Linked DNA regions of Mus musculus: regions 2 and 3 are each linked to region 1. The links are chromatin loops, found by intact Hi-C in ENCODE. Cell type or tissue: gastrocnemius. All regions are shown on one strand.

Region 1 (2,500 bases):
ATAGATTTTAATAGCATAGTGGGTAGATATCTGCCCAGCTCTAGTGCTGATTAAGGCTTATTGTAAATAATAAAAGTTGTGTGTCTTTTTTCCAGAAACCGAATGATCAAAGGCAGAGTAAAAACCTCGGGTTAGGATTAAATATTTTCAACAACAAAAGTTACATTCACTAGATTATTTTCTGAATGCAAATTTTCTTTGTCCGAGACGGTTGGAGGTCTTTCATGTAAAAGAAAGGCTCTATCAAGGTCGGTAGAGCATTGAAATAGCAGACCATTTGAGTCTCCAACGGCTGAGGTGGGAAGAGGAAAGGGGTCACCCTCTGTCTCAGTCCAGCTGCATCCTGCCCCTGGGGGAGGAACAGGGTTCTCTGCCCTGAAACTTCCCACTACAGAAGGCAGGTTAACCTTCGGGTTGAGCAGCAACAGCTGTGGGTGTTTCTCCTCTGAAGAAAAATTCTGAAGAGGTGAACTTGAAATGCTGAAGGAAAGGAAACATAAGGTTCAAGTCACTTACGTTGCAGGGTAGAGCCTTAATCCTGCTACTGGAGGCCATCCTAATTACCCAAGCCTCCGATGGAGCAAGCCTGATGAAGCAAACCTAGAGACAGAGATTGGTGGAGACAGTACTATTTGAGTTCAGGCTTTGGGGTTAAGGATTCCCCTTTTTCAAAAGGAAACAGGCGGGCCAGATGTCTCCATGATCACACCTAACAGTTTGACAGAACCAGGCGCCAGCCAGTCTTGCTCTGTGAACAATGAAAGCAAAGGATTTGATTCTTTGTTTCCCTTTACGGTTCTGGAAATTCCAGTGCTCACCCCAGGAAGTCTCCTCTGAGAGCTGTCAATTCTGGGGTTGCACAACAGGTTGTTGTAAATTTACAAGGCAGGACAGACTTGCCAAGTGCCCTTGACTGAACTTCAGTGCCCCCTACTGCTTCTTCCTGGGCTTTGCTTCCTCCCAGCTACATCCATAAAGACTATGCCGGAGAAAGAAACAGTGTTGTCCTGAGAAAACCAGTGTCTATAGTAACTGTAGCAGCTGGCTGTCAAGGTAAAGTTTGTGTATAATGAACATTCTTTGAAGGGGCAGGCAGGGGTGAGTAGGAGTCTCATGCAGTCCAAACAGTTGTCAAAACCACTCTGTCACTAAGGATGACCTTGAACTCCTGGTTGTCCTGAGTCACCACATGTGGCTTTGCATACCTGTACTCTTAAACACTGAGTACCTTTGCCAGCCTGCTGTTCTCCCAGGTGGAAATCACCCTCTTCTCCATGGGATGAGGTGTTACGAATTCTGCAGGACTTGAGGTCAGCACTGCGGATTTAAGCCCTTGGAAACTGTTCCTGAGAGATTAATGTGGCTTTTTTCCAATCATATATATATGTATACATATATATATGCACACACACACATATATATACACACATATATCTGTATATATATGTATATATGTGTGTGTATATGTATATATGTATATATGTATATATATATACACACACACACTCTCTATATATATACACTGTCTCTTTCTATATATATATATATAGAGAGAGAGAGAGAGAGTGTGTGTGTGTGTGTGTGCCTTGTATATGTGTGTACGTGTGCCTGACGGGGCCAGAGGAGTAGCAAATACTCCCAACCCCTGAGCACCATCTCTCCAGCCCTGAGATTCATTGTAGCCGGCAGAAAATTAGTTTGCTTATAATTTTCAGGAAACTGGGTGGAGTATATCATAGATAAATTTTGAATTGAGTCCAAAATAATAAGGTAGTGTATTCTTTTGGTGAGGGTGCTAAGTGTATTGTTGGGGTCAGGTCCTGTCACAGGAACACATTCACTTGGCTGTAGTCCCAGCTTTCAGTATATTACTGTACTCAACTAATTAAGTGAGCTAAAGCCTATATTAATGTAAAAAGAAAAAAAACTCAAAGTCTTCCCTTGCACGGAAAAAAATCCATTTTTTTTTTAATTCATAGAGAAGGGGAAAGAAATCAGAAGCAAAACCAAACAGATTAGCTTTCAGATGGTAAGACACAGGGCACTTCAAAGTGGCAGGGAATAGAAAAGCTAAGCTGGATTGCCCTGAACACTTCCTCCCTGCTGACTAGCTTCCAAAAATGCTGAGAGACACCATGTAGGCTAACGGGAAATGAGCCTTACCAATGGACATAGATCCCACATGCCACGAGGCAGGGTTTGGGCCCTGAGCTGTGACTGTTATGAACGTAACTAATCAGTTTCTAGTTGAAACTAGTCACAGGACAGAATTTTGGCCAGGCTCTGTAAACCCGCCCAAATCCCCAAAGCTGGGAAGGTCATAGGTTGTAGTGGTTTGAATAGGAATGGCCCCATAGGCTCATATATTGGTCATTAGGGAGTGGCAGAGAATAGGAGATCTGGCATTGTTAGAGTGGTTAGGCCTTGTTGGAAGAAGCGTGTCACCAGGAGTGGGATTTGAGGATTCAAATGCTCAAGCCAGGCCCAGTGTCTCTCCCTG
Region 2 (2,500 bases), 69 kb before region 1:
TTAGTAGACAAAAGATGACTGTACCTTGCAGAGCTGGAGGGGGAGGGGGAGAGGAAAGTGCACTGCATATACTTGATGTTATTTTTATTAAGGTGAAATTCAAAGCAACACTTTGTGCGTTTCAGAGTTTACAAAGTTTAACATTTCCCAGCCCACAAAATGGTATCAATACATTTGAAATAATCACCATGAAAAATAATTCTCTTTCTAGATTCACTGCTATTAAAATGAAAGGAAAAAGAAAAGAAAAATTCTTTCTAAGATTTTCATGTCTCACAACTGAAAAAATATCTATTTAACCCTTTATTTCAAGAATAAGTAAAAAGGCTGGCTAAACAAAATTTCTAACATTGATAATGAAAGTGATAAATATGATAAATAGGTAAAACAATACTTGAAAGAAAACTAAAGAACTGAATTGATTTGCCAAGAAAAAAAAATAGTAGCAGTGATTGGACTGGGGAGACAGTTCTAGGGTAAGAGCAGTTATGGCTCAAGCATGAGAACCCGGGTTCAAATCCCCAGCATCCTTGTAAAAAGCCTTCATGGCCACATGTCAAGAGACTCTCAGGGCACTGCTGGCTGCCCGTAATGGGAGAGACCCTGTCTCCAAGAAAAACAGTAGGCAGTGATGGAGTGGCAAAGGCCACAGTCTATAATAACAGGAGACAGGGCAAAGACCAAACTGTTGAGACTCCAGACGTCACAGAGCCCTCCCTTGGGACCAAGAGAATTTACAAAAGTCTTCCAAAAGACTTAAATTCTGTTTCACTTAAAAACAAAAAAACAAAACAAAGCAGTAACAACAGCAACAACCCAAACAGGCAAAAGAACACACCTCAGATTCAGTTTTACCATGTGAAGCCCCACCCTGTTCCTCACAGATTCAGTTAAAGCCTGCTGCTCCATCGGGGTACACCAGCTTATCTCTTGTCTTTAGCTCCAGTTGCCTATGGTCTAAAGGTAAGCGACCTTTTTTCATTTTTGATTTTGTTTTTAAACCCGAGAATTTGAAGATGTTTATACTCATACACTTTTAAAAGACTTGATACTGAAGAAATTAAGGGAACCTCGCCACCTGGTGGCACTAATGGTGTGTGACATTAAAGAGGCCCCTTTTGGTCTGAAAAAAAAAAAAAAAGAAAGAAAGCTTTTGCCTAGACACTTCTCAAAACAGCAGAGCTGGCCTCTGCCCTGGGATCATTGTCCCTGTGCTTGCCCAGGTGGCAGGCTCGTCTTAGTCTTCAAGTCAGATGGCTTGTTGGGCTAGAACTCAGCAAAGAAAGGACAACCCCCGCCCCCACCCCAAATTGATTTCTCTTTCAAACAGATAAGTATTCATGCCTTTTATTAAAGGGCTCACAATCGCCCAGAAAGTTCTTATTCTAGAATATTCTCTCCATTCTTGCTTCCTGCATCACAGGCTTCAGATTCTAGCAGAAGAAAGAATATTTAGGTGTGCTTGTTTAAACAAGTCATGGCATTTAATGTTGCACACGAATTAAATCTTTGAACATCTAATGATTTCTCTGGGTATGCTGCATTCTTAAATATTTAATTTATAAGTCACAGCATTTGACATTTTGGCAAAGATGTGTCCTGCAGGCTGCCTGCTAATTACTTTAAAAAACTAAAATGCACGCACAAAAAGATCTCTGAGCACCACCCCAGGATTCCGATCCTGTTGGATTGTGGTTGAATCCAGGCCTGGGCGTTATAAAATCTTTCACAGGAGATTACTATAGAATTAACAGCAGACAAAGAATGTATACGTTCAACACAAACATTAGAAATCAGACACTGGGGCTGGAGAGGTGGCTCAGTGGTTAAGAGCACCGACTGCTCTTCTGAAGTTTCTGAGTTCAAATCCCAGCAACCACATGGTGGCTCACAACCATCCGTAATGAGATCTGACGCCCTTTTCTGGTGCATCTGAAGACAGCTACAGTGTACTTAGATATAATAATGAATAAATCTTTAAAAAAACAAAAAAGAAATCAGACACCATTTCGCTTGCCAGCTTGGCAGACAAGATGAAGTGCTGTGAATTTTGCCATCAGTGATGACTTGGGGACCAGGAATTAGAAAAGCGCTCAGTTGTTTCTGCCATTTAAAACCTTAGGGCTGTGGTGCCGCTCAGTGTGGGGGTTCATGCCTACTGGGAGTAAGACCCTGGGTTTAGTTTTCAGCCCTGCCAAAGGTCAAATTCAGGTTGTCAAGATTTTTGACAAGTGCCTTTCCCTTCCATCTTGAGCTTTCAAATGTTCTCCATTATTTCTCACAGCCTTTCCGATGTGATCATTATGTCTATTATTAATTAATACATTCATTTGGTTCATGTAGACATGACATGCAAGTACTTTACTAAGGCAAGATTTTTACTATTAAGCTATGTTGTATTCTAGTGAGAGGAGGTATTCAAGTGCTTATATTCAAGTGGTAGCTGTGACTTCTATTTGCTAGTTTATAAGGGCTTGAGTCATAAAAAAATAAGAAGGGG
Region 3 (2,500 bases), 76 kb before region 1:
TATTCATAACCATAGAAGTCACGGAGTGCTGGTAAATTAACTGTGCCTTTAAAGAAAAAAAGAAAGAAAACATTTTGTGATGTAACTACTCCATACACACTGGTCTCTTTCACAGCACCATGAAGGCAGTGTGAGCAAGTCTCATGGATTGCACCCAACTCTGCCCTATTGCCCCTACTGCTGGGGCAATAGGTGAGCAGCAGGAGTCTGCTGGGGAAAGAAGAGTGACTTCCGATCCTGTGTAGACTAGGCTTCTTCAGTCTGGAAATGCTCCAGAGAAACAGGGAGACAGCATCTAATCGTGCGATGATGGTAAATGTAGCTGACTCCAATAATAACAAAAGCAAAAGACCTGATGTTAGAAGGCAATTAAAGGTAAATAAAAGAAGTACTTCAAATAACTCTGAGAGGGGTGAGAGTGAGGGAAAGAGAGAGGGAGAGGTGTATGTGCGTGAGAGAAAAAGATGTGTGTGTGTGAGACAGAGAGGTGAGAGAGAAAGGAATGTGTGTGTGAGAGAGAGGTGTTTGTGTGTGAGAGAGAGAGATAGAGAAGTGTGTGAGAGAGGCGTGTGTGTGTGAGAGAGAGAGAGGTGTGAGAGAAAGAGGTGAGAGAGAGAAAGAGGTAGGTGTGTGCTTGTGTGTGTGTGTGAGAGAGAGAGGTGTGAGAAAGAGGTGTGTGAGAGGTGTGAGAGAAAAAGAGGTGAGAGAAAGAGGTAGGTGTGTGCTTGTGTGTGTGTGTGTGAGAGAGAGAGAGGTGTGTGAGAAAGAGGTGTGTGTGTGAGAGAGAAAGAGAGGTGTGTGAGAGAAAAAGAGGTGAGAGAGAGAGAAAGAGGTAGGGGTGTGTGTGTGTGTGTGTGTGTGTGTGTGTGTGTGTGTGTGTGTGAACAAGAGGACTATGCGAAGGGGGAGAGGCAGGAGACGGAGCACAATGAACCCACACTATACACTTGGATGAAGCAGTTTTAACACGATGGAGGATTACGTTGCTGGCATCTGATTTTAATGAGTTGCATTCAGAGACAAGGAAATGGTCTCACTCAGACTGACAAGCCTCAGCCAAAACTCTCTCGTTGAAGGTGTTTGCTAAATCACATGTCTTTGCAAAGATGGACTCAATGATGGATTGTGACTCATCCATCAAGCTCTGGCCTGAGAAATAAGATATAAACAGCAATGAGGGACCTGTCAGGAAGGACCTTATGCTCCAAGGAGCTAATGATGCACCCCTTTGGAGAGAGCACCTTGAAGTGTTTGTGGTAACTGGAGTCAGTTCAGTCACCAACCAGAAGGTGGCGCCAACTCTGAGAGAGGTGGAGCTGAGGGATGGAGCGCCTAACCAATCAGCGCGGAGTCATCCTCTCTCTGGATTTCCTGTGACTAATGATGAATTGCCCTACCAGGCGGAGATGATGCTTCTGTGAACTGAAGCCGAGCACATCAGCTTGCTTTAATTAATTATATTTTCCCCCAAATTGCTTTGAGCTACACATCCAATTCAGAACCACTGTCTCTTCCCGGTAGTGTTTTCTATCTCTTTTAAGAAGCGTCACAACCCTATTTAATCTTTCCTTGAAAATGTATCAGGACTTGAAGCTGCTGTAGAAAATCAGAAGAAGAAAAAAAACGGAACAGTTGTCCTTAATTTGATTATCTTCTACAAGGCAGATGACCAGAAGGGTCGCCACACTTTGGGGATCATCTCTTTGGCTTCCACACTGATTTGTGGAGCACTGTTGTGCTAGGACTCCATTTTCTCATCTTTCCAACACCCAGAGCCCTGAGTTTATGAAGAGAGTGCACACCCGACTGAGGTGATCTAGAATCTTCTGGGAAGAGAGTCTCAGTTAAGTCCCAAGCATGCATCCGTTCATCTCTCTGTGCTTGACTGTGAATCATGATTTTTAAGTTCATTCCACACTGACGTTCTACTACGGTGCTACCCGGATTTCTGAGCTAAAGTAGATAATCTCATCAATATACTTTGTCACCGCATCAGAAATGCAACCGGGGCAGCACTTTGGAAACGCTTAGCACCATCTTCTGCCCACGGAAGGGTCATCTTGGTTCATCTAAGCCCATCCCAATGCCACTCTCCTTGCCAATGAACCATTAGGGATGGGTAAGACTATAATTCTGAATTCCAACTGCTGGGGAAGTTTGCCTCCTTCACAAGATGATGTACAAAGAGCTTTCCCGGTGGAGTAAAGCGATGAGGAGCAGCTGTCATAATTCTGTCATCAAAACCCAACGGGGGGCACAACGGGCACAGGGAGACAAAGGATGCCTGCCTCGCCTCGACGTTGGCAAGGAGCCCCGATGCAAAGAAAGAGTTATGCTACTCTGGGCTTTCTGTGCATAAGTGCAGGCTGGATTGGGCCTTCTGCTGGCTAGGCTGGAATGACACCAACTCAGCACTTATCCTAAGCTGCTGTGGCCTGCGTGCACGGGGCCTCTCTGCCTGCCCAAGCAGGTTAAGGAGAAGCAGCGGGATGCCGGGATG

What was found. Peaks named below come from ENCODE experiments on the same cell type or tissue, not always from the same donor. Only the 100,000 strongest peaks of a DNase experiment are listed, where the experiment ranks them.
Region 2: it touches region 1 in a loop (4-fold over the local background); 15 of 42 quality-filtered maps call a loop at or near these places.
Region 3: a loop joins it to region 1, with 8 times the contacts of the local background. A loop is called at or near these places in 14 of 42 quality-filtered maps.

Annotation. Positions count from the first base shown.
Region 1 is chr3:27,268,649-27,271,148 of GRCm38, reverse strand. All of the region lies in intron 1 of Gm42192 (a long non-coding RNA gene), which reads right to left. Among named protein-coding and RNA genes, the nearest start is that of Gm42192, 9.6 kb to the right of the region's middle. In gastrocnemius, a CTCF peak has its summit at 937 (motif pointing left); no DNase peak of the experiment used is centred here; H3K4me3 peaks cover 520 bases; H3K27ac peaks cover 1,823 bases.
Region 2 is chr3:27,337,235-27,339,734 of GRCm38, reverse strand. It overlaps Tnfsf10 (tumor necrosis factor (ligand) superfamily, member 10), which reads right to left. Exons shown (of 5, transcript NM_009425.2): 5 at 70-2,500. Among named protein-coding and RNA genes, the nearest start is that of Tnfsf10, 21 kb to the right of the region's middle. In gastrocnemius, a CTCF peak has its summit at 1,084; a DNase peak (open chromatin) is centred at 1,108.
Region 3 is chr3:27,344,537-27,347,036 of GRCm38, reverse strand. No RefSeq gene overlaps it. Among named protein-coding and RNA genes, the nearest start is that of Ghsr, 26 kb to the left of the region's middle. In gastrocnemius, a CTCF peak has its summit at 1,286 (motif pointing right); DNase peaks (open chromatin) are centred at 1,320 and 2,392.